2 separate regions of the Homo sapiens genome follow, and region 2 is linked to region 1. A link is a contact called in ENCODE Hi-C or POLR2A ChIA-PET data. All regions are on one chromosome and are shown on one strand. Each heading gives the region's core, a stretch centred on a gene start or an enhancer-like site at or near the end of the contact. The rest is flanking DNA. Distances are from core to core; before and after follow the strand shown.

Region 1 (3,958 bases), core at 988-3,487:
TGTACTTACAGGGACTACACAGAAATGTCAGAAATCCGGAAGTGTAAATATATGTATTTTTTCCAAATCAAATACTTTACATGGATTAAAGGACCTGTGTTTAGTAAAAGCAGGACATACATCTTAACCATGTAATAAAAATCAAATACAATTACAATTGTTCTATTGGCTTCATTTTGGAACCAATATTGTCCAACGTAAGTAACAACTTTCTAGCTTAACTCCTTTTTCTGTAAATGAAATGCATGAACCAGGCTACCTCCTTGATATCACCTAGCTCTGTGATTCTGTAGTAATTCGAGAATATTATTAACTGGCAACTTCTCAGAGTGTCTCCCTGGCCACACAGCCTAAAAGTAACCATGAGCACTCTCCTATCAAACAATTTTCATGTTCAGCATAGTACTTGCCCAAGACATTTTTCTTACTTTTGCATCCCCACTGGACTGTAAGAACCAAGAGAACAAGACTTTGCTATATTTACTGGCACACCCCAGGGCCTTACACAACCTAATAGGCACCAAAAAAAATGTCTGCTGAAGAAATAACACTCATGTAATACTAATAATGCCTCTTTGCCCAACTTTAAAAAGCAAATAGTACATACTAGACATGTTCTGCATTTTCTAAGTTTTAAGAAATCAATTTTCCCACATAAAGTATTATGTGCTTTGTATTAATCTTACAAGCAAAGGTTTTAAAAATACTTAGTAACTGCCACGTTGTTAGTAACTTTAAATACAAGATAATAATATAAAAGCATTTTATCAATTCCAAAACCACCTGCAAATTTTCCGAATGAAATTGCACGGCAATAAAAATCTTTATCAAAATAAAGCTTAATGAAGCAAAGAACAACAAACACAAATCATCCCAGTAACTCAGGACGGTAGTGTCTTTCTGAAATCATGGTGACTTGCTAGCTCTCCTCATTTCTGTGTACAGCCAGGGCACTCGGGTATTGATAGCGAGATACAGATAAATCTCACAGATAACTCCATCATATTTAGAATCACACAGCTCCTAGTGGGTACCTTATTGCCATTAAAACTTTCCCCCAACTCCTCAACACTCTCTTCGGACCATAAAACTAAAATCCCACAGCTTCAAATCTGCTCCTCTGCCTCCCCCTCCCGCAATTAATCCTTTCGAACTTTTCCCAGGGGATTCACATCTGCCATCAAGATGCTTTCATCCTGCTACTATTCCTAAGTGCCTGCTTCCTCCCAGTTACGTAGGTACTCTCGACCCAGAAAAAAGGCACGGGCGAGGCAGGCGTCCCTCCCTCCCACCCCAGCTTCTCCCCGACCCCCAGCAGGAGCGCCCAGCAGGTGCCTCGCTCCGCACCGCGGCTCCCGGGCCGCTGAGAGGCGGGGCACACAAAGGACCCGCATGGACCTCCCCCCCGGCCTCCTAGCGTCTTCCCCCACCCCCCACAGCCCGGCGCCCCGGGTAGCTGGAGAGCGAGGGCGGCGGCCGCAGGCTCGACGGAGACCAGGGACGCTCGCCCCGGTCGCCCCCTCCCTGACCCCAACCCCGCCCACGTCCCACCCACGAAGGCTGCCCAGAACGTAAACCCTCGCCCGGCAAAACCGAAAACGCATCCCCAGCCCGGCTGCCCGGGCCCTGCGCATCCAGCCCGCAGCCTCCCACGCCGCGCCCGCCAGCCGGCGCCCAACGGCCGCCCCCGACCGCCTCCCACGGCACCCGGCTCTTTCCCAGCCCCGGAAGGGTCCCGGTCCCGCCGCCCGCTCCCCCACCTCCCGGGAAGGGCCCGACACCCGCCCGGCCGCCCCGCACTCACAGGCTGCCGGAGCAGGAGGTACACACGAAGGAGCCGACCGTCATGTTAACGTAGGTGGGGCCGCGCTGGTCGCAGTCGAAGCACTTTCGGTTGTGCGGGAGGCCGGTCATGTCCCGCAGCATCTTCAGGTGCTTCTCCTCCTGCTTCCGCTTCGCGCTGGCCGCCATGGCCGCGGCGCCAAGGGAGGAGGCCGGCAGGGCCGGGAGCCGGGCAGCGCTGCGCCGGGGGCCCGCGGTCCCACGGGCCGCCCTGGCCGCGGCCGCCGCCCTCCGTCTGCGCGCGCCGCCCGCGCCGGACCCGGCCGCAGCGGCTTGGCTGTACTGGGCTCGACGCGGCCCGGGCGCTGTGGTACGCGGGCTGACGGGCCACACCAACCGGCACAGCCGGGACAACCGCCGCCGCCGCCGCCACCTTCCCGACTTCTCCTGAGGGGAAAAGACGAGGAAGGGGACGGCAAGAGGAGGCCCGCCCTGGGCGGCCGGTAGCCAAGTGTCCGCTGGCGCCCTCTGCTGGCCAGGAGGAGTCACTGCGGCCTCGCTGAGGCATGGGCCGGGTCTGGAGCCAAGTAGGGTAGACACAATGGTGATAATAATATTAATAATAGACAGTATTTATTGAGCGCTTATATATGCAAAGCGTTTCACATGGGTTACCTTCCCCTTCTGTTTAAAACTCTTCAAGGGCTTTCCACTGCTTTGAGTATAATTCCAAATTCCTCACCGTGCCGTAAAAAGTGCTCCATAGTCTAGCCCAGTCTACCTCATTCTTCGTCGTCCTCACTCAGCCACACTGGATTTTGAGTTTTCTGAACACAGCAAGCTCCTTTCTGACTCCTGCAGGACCTTTGCCCTTGCTCTTCTCTCTTTATCTTTGGGCCAGCTAATTTGGGGGGGCTTGGGGTGTCCTGTGCACTGTAGGATACTGGGCGGCGTTCCTAGCCTATACCCACTAGATACAAGAACAAACCCCCCAATTCCCATTGCTGGCAACCAAAAATCCCCAGACATTGCCAAAAGTGGAGGGAACTTTAGGGCGGTGCAGTCACCTGGCTTGAGAACTGCTGCGTGTGGAAACCCGGATCATCCATAGCTGACATCCTCTAAGTCAGGTGGGGCTCAGATGTCACCTCCCCCGCCAGACTGTCCCAGATCAGCCGAGTTAATGTTGCAGCTCACCTTTCTCGAAGTTGCTCTCCATCAAATTGCTGCGTTGTATTTTCGTCTCAGTTCTAGCTATTTGAAATACTGCATCTTATTTCGTGTTTACCATGGGTGATCTGGACTCTCCCTTTAGGCGCTAAACAGCCTGGCCCCCGTATTTTCTGTGCCACTCCACCCCATTCCCCTCGCAGAGCTGGAGACTAGGTGTTCAATGTTGACGGAATGAATACATGAAATCGTTCATGTAATCTTCACAACAACCCTTCGAGGTGAGCGTTATTGTTATTTACATTTTACAAAACAGGAAGATGAAACCCTGAGGGATTAAGTAAATTTACCCAAGGGTACCTATGGCGAAGCTCAATTCCAACCCAGACAGCCAGACTGCAGGACCCAAATCCCCACTGCAACAATCAACTTCGTCTCTCGTTTTCCAAAGGAGTACAGGGAGACCCAGAGAGCTGAAGTTCTCAAATCACTGGGCTGTTGAATGGATTAGAATCTACGTTTCCTAACAGCCAAGACCAACCTCCACATCTCTCATGAAAGGGATTGGGTGAATCAACAAAGTGAGACTTCATATTAATATAATACTACTAATAATAATTAATGTTTTTAATATTAAAAGAAATGGACAGATAGATTGGCCAATGAATGTTTTTAAACTTTTCTATTATGGAAAATATCAAACTACCATGAGCCCATGGACCACTTTCAGCAATGATTAAGCCCATGGCTAATCTTGCTTTATAAATACCTCAACCCTCCATCCCCTCTCCTATTATTTTAAAGCAAATTCTAGGTTTCGTACCATTCATCTAAATGGTACATAGTTCCATTTGTATCCCTAAAAAATAAAAACTTTATCTCTTTCAAACTTAGCCATGATACCGTTAGCATATCTAAAAAGTTAACAATAGGCTGGGCACGATGGCGCACACCTGTAATCCCAGCACTGTGGGAGGCCAAGGCAGGTGGATTACCTGAGGTCAGG
Region 2 (3,958 bases), core at 757-3,256, 2.5 Mb before region 1:
TTCTAACTTACTTGAGGTAGATAAAAATAGAAAATCATGTAAGATTAGAACAGATTATATTTTTGACCACTCATGTTAGGAGGTGAAGAAATGTTAGGATCATAAATCTTAAAGCCAGCCAGGCTCGGTGGCTCAAGTCTATAATCCTAGCAATTTGGGAGGCCGAGGCAGCTGGATCACCTGAGGTCAGGAGTTGGAGACCACTCTGGCCAAAATGGCGAAACCCCGTCTCTATTAAAAATACAAAAATTAGCTGGGTGTGGTGGCGCACGCCTGTAATCCCAGTTACTCGGGGGGCTGAGGCAGGAGAATCGCTTGAACCCAGGAGATGCGGAGGTTGCAGTGAGCTGAGATCGCGCCACTGCACTCCAGCCTGGGCAACAGAGGGAGACTCCCTCTCGATAAATAAACAAACAAATCTTAAAACAAATGGAAAAATCAATAATCCGTTTAAAAAATGTACAAGGCCGGGCGCGGTGGCTCACGCCTGTAATCCCAGCACTTTGGGAGGCCGAGGCAGGCGGATCACGAGATCAAGAGATCGAGACCATCCTGGCCAACATGGTGAAACGAGGTCGCAGTGAGCCGAGATCGCGCCACTGCACTCCAGCCTGGCGACAGAGCGAGACTCCGTCTCAAAAAAAAAAAAAAAAAAAAAAAACAACACCAAAAAAAAAGTACAGAAAAGGATACCTTTCAGTATTTCATACATCACTAAATGTGCAAAACCCCCTAAGAACAGTTTAATTAAAAATTTGAGTCTGACCCTGGGCCCACTGCCTATGAATTAGCCCTGCTCCGCAAGGAGCAGTACTGTTTTAAAAAAAATTTTTTTTGGACAGGCTGATTTTACATTTGTAATATTTCTAAATCTTAAATTAAAAAATATATATTAACATTTATATTTTAAAAGATGCTTTCAAAAATATAAAAAAATTAACTCATTACCTATTTTGTTTAAGGGCTCCTGGAAAAACTGAGGGAATGATCAATATGCACACCAAAACAAATATATACAAACTTCTAAATTTCATTTTATAGGAATAGTATCTATTGAAAGGGCAGGGTGCATGAATAACTCAGTGACAGGCGTAAACTCAGCCAGGATTAGAAACGTCTTCCCAATGGAGGCCCCGCTCAAGTTGAGAATTTCATGGACACAGTAAATCATCCAAAAGCCCACCTTCAATAACCAAAGTAGGCATAAAAATAGGCCGATGGTTACTTTGGAGATAATATAATCCTCGGTCTTATTGTTGTGGAGCAGATGTCATTATGGGTGGGGCTGAAGCGCAGAGCAGCTGAAACATTTTTATACCACCACCCGCACACTTTCAATGGGATAGAAGGGACTCCAAAAGGTAAGAGCTCCCAATCGTCAGTTGCTACTAGAAATAACTAAGTTTTGATGTGGCCGTGGCACGCGTAAAGGCCACAAAGAGATTTATAAAATTCTCCATGATTAATTCCTATCCTGGAAAAGAGGCAATCTCCTTTTCCCCTCCCTAGCCGGCTCCTCCTTGGGACACTTGGCTGAGTCGTTCTTTCCCTCCTTCTCACGCTGAGGTGAGGCCGCACGCAAGCCGGAGACGCCCGTTTTCCTCTTCGCGCGGAGGAAACTCTACGGGTAAGAAGCCGGGGTGGCGGGAAAGGAGCACGCGGCACCGCGGGGAGGCAGAGAAGGCTTGCCAGGGACTAGCCGGGCTCGGGGAGAGCAGGGACACGCGGGCCGTCGGACCGAGGAGGCCGAGGTGACGAGGAAAATCTCCCGGCGCGGAGCCGGGACTGGGCGCTTCCGGCGGGCTACGGTTGCTCTTGGCCTAGCACAGCCTGCGTCCCGGGCCCCAACCGGGCCAGGTAGGGAGTTAGGAGAGAGGGTAAACCGCGGCTCGCACTTGCCTGAGACCGGGTGACCAGTAACTGGTAATAGTCTTTGCTAGGCGGCGGGCCTTGTCCTACAGTTTCAAAGAGAGTCTCCGGCAGCCACGACGCCATCTTGGGACGCCACCGCCGTCGCTAAGACAACCAGGAAGGGGCGGGGCTTGGTTGGGGTCAAGGGGCCAAAACCCTAGTTTAAATTGAACCACGCTTATGAGCTGGCAGAAGGATTTCTAACTTGGGGCGATCGTCCCCTCTTCCAAGGGTCTTAGGGAACCCTGATCCGTGAAATTTCCAGCTCCAGGTCCCGGGTGACCCGAGGGGGAATTAGTTCCTGCTACCACGGAGGGGAGGGGGTGACCCCGGCGGAGGGATACCAAGTAGATCTCCACAGTCCCCTTCCTGGTCCCTCGAAGGGATCGGGCGGAGATCGGAGGCTGCTGAGAGAGTCGAGCCGGGAGGCGTGGGAGGGAGGGGCGATGTGATGGGCCGCCAGTAGGCAGCGGTGCCGGTCCCGCGGACGAGCCCGTAACCGGAGCCCGAGGACAAAGTAGTTCCCCGAGGGTGTCAGAGCAGGCGGGGAGGGAGGCGGCACGGGCGGAGGCGCACGCCGGGCGCGGTGCTGCGGCTCAGCTGATAATTGAAGGAACCCGGAGCCGCCGCCGCCGCGCCGCTGGGGGGGGTGGGGGGAGCTAGTGGAAGTTACTGCCGCGCCACCGAGTCCGGACCGGAGACTTTGGGGCCTAACTAGGTAATTGGGGCGCAGCTCTGGGCGGCGGGGGCAAGCCTTGGGGGAGGGGGCCAGCTGAGGGGTTGGGGGGGCGGGGGGAGGAGCTGGAACAGAAAGTCCCAGGAAGCCCGGTTGTGTCATCGCCGCGATTCGGCCCCCGCTTGGCCTGCTCCCGGCGCCGGCGGCGGCGGGGCCGCGGAAGGACCGGGCCGGGGGTGGACGGGAGAGACGCTCGAGGGCGGCCGCGGCCGGAGGGACCGGGGCCTGGCGGGAGGTAGGGGTCGCTGGGTCCCTCCTCCGGCTTCCCGCAATGAGGAGGGCCCTTCACAGAACCGGGGTAAGGCTTGCGGGTGTTGGGGAGCTCGGCGGGGACCAAGGGGGGCCGGAAGTGGGCTTTGGAGCTTGGAGGGTGTCTGGGAAGAGAGAAAGTGGGGGGCCGGAAGTGCAGGTGGGGGGTGTGAAGACGGCAAGGGTTCCCCGGAAATGGGACGAGGGGCCCGGAAATCGGGAAAGGGGAGGCTCCGGGGCCGTGGACGGCCCGGAAATGGAAACTAGGAAGCAGCTCCAGTGACAACAGTTGTGGGAAGCGAGGGTCAGAGAAGGGAGAGGCCAGAGAGACTTTAGACCGCAGTAAGGGGTTTCCTGCCCAGGGGGACGGCGAGGGACGGTTGAGGGAGGGCGAGCCCGGAGACGGGGTCTGCGCGGGGCAGTTTTTTAAGCCGTGGGAAGTTGAGGCTGAGGGAGGATGATGACGAGGGGGGCATGCAGGGAGGCCTAAAGAAGCCGAGAAACTTGACTGAGAGGAATAGAGTATCCTTTTAAATAGATCAGAATGGAAATTGGTGGTAGGTGGGTTTAACTAGGACTTGGGGGAGGGAGGTGGGCCAATTGTCACCCCAATCGTATTAGCATTCAGAGCGAGTCAGGCGATTAATTTATTTATATGTGGATTACATAAAACCTATTATTTACAACGTTTGTCCATCAGTTCAGCCCCTCTCCTTCCTTCTCCATAGTGAGTGGGTTTCTAGTACAGGAACAAGTTAGAGGGGAGTTCGAATAACGAAGGTAGTAAAACCTCAAATCCTGTCTTCCTCGGCGTCTCTCCCTTCCTCAGAATAAGAAATCCTTCATTTCCTAGACGGAAAAATGCGGAAAAACATAAAAACACATGTAAATCGGGGGGAAATCACACTTTGAACTCCTGGTGGGGGACAGGAGGGAATTGGTTACCTTACGTGGTGAGGAGATAACGGAAGGGGCAGCTTCCAAACCCTTAAGACAAATGTTGTGTTTTTTTGATAATGCTGTTTTACTTTGGGGGAGGTTTAGCCTAAGCATCGAGTCTGG

The links. Hi-C counts contacts between places; a loop is a spot of excess contacts on that map. ChIA-PET counts read pairs that join two places held with the same protein, here RNA polymerase II (POLR2A). Pooled maps may share reads with other maps.
Region 2: a loop to region 1 is called in a pooled map, with 6 times the contacts of the local background. The contact joins the promoter of FBXO36 here to the promoter of AGFG1 in region 1. A Hi-C loop is called at or near these places in 7 of 50 pooled maps. POLR2A ChIA-PET finds 5 or more read pairs at or near these places in 4 of 52 experiments (GM10248, H1, RWPE1 and 1 more).

What each region holds. Positions count from the first base shown.
Region 1 is chr2:227,470,435-227,474,392 of GRCh38, reverse strand. AGFG1 (ArfGAP with FG repeats 1) reads right to left here and starts at 2,237. Exons shown (of 13, transcript NM_004504.5): 1 at 1,805-2,237. The coding sequence starts at 1,971. MIR5703 (microRNA 5703) reads right to left here and starts at 2,261; the gene lies at 2,206-2,261. LOC124907994 (a long non-coding RNA gene) reads left to right here and starts at 2,294. Exons shown (of 2, transcript XR_007088114.1): 1 at 2,294-3,233; 2 at 3,404-3,605. RefSeq lists a silencer at 1,529-2,248 and an enhancer at 2,361-3,324.
Region 2 is chr2:229,920,551-229,924,508 of GRCh38, reverse strand. FBXO36 (F-box protein 36) reads right to left here and starts at 2,006. Exons shown (of 4, transcript NM_174899.5): 1 at 1,900-2,006. The coding sequence starts at 1,995. TRIP12 (thyroid hormone receptor interactor 12) reads left to right here and starts at 2,500. Exons shown (of 42, transcript NM_001348323.3): 1 at 2,500-2,629. RefSeq lists enhancers at 1,728-1,787, 2,444-2,944, 2,945-3,445 and a silencer at 2,618-3,007.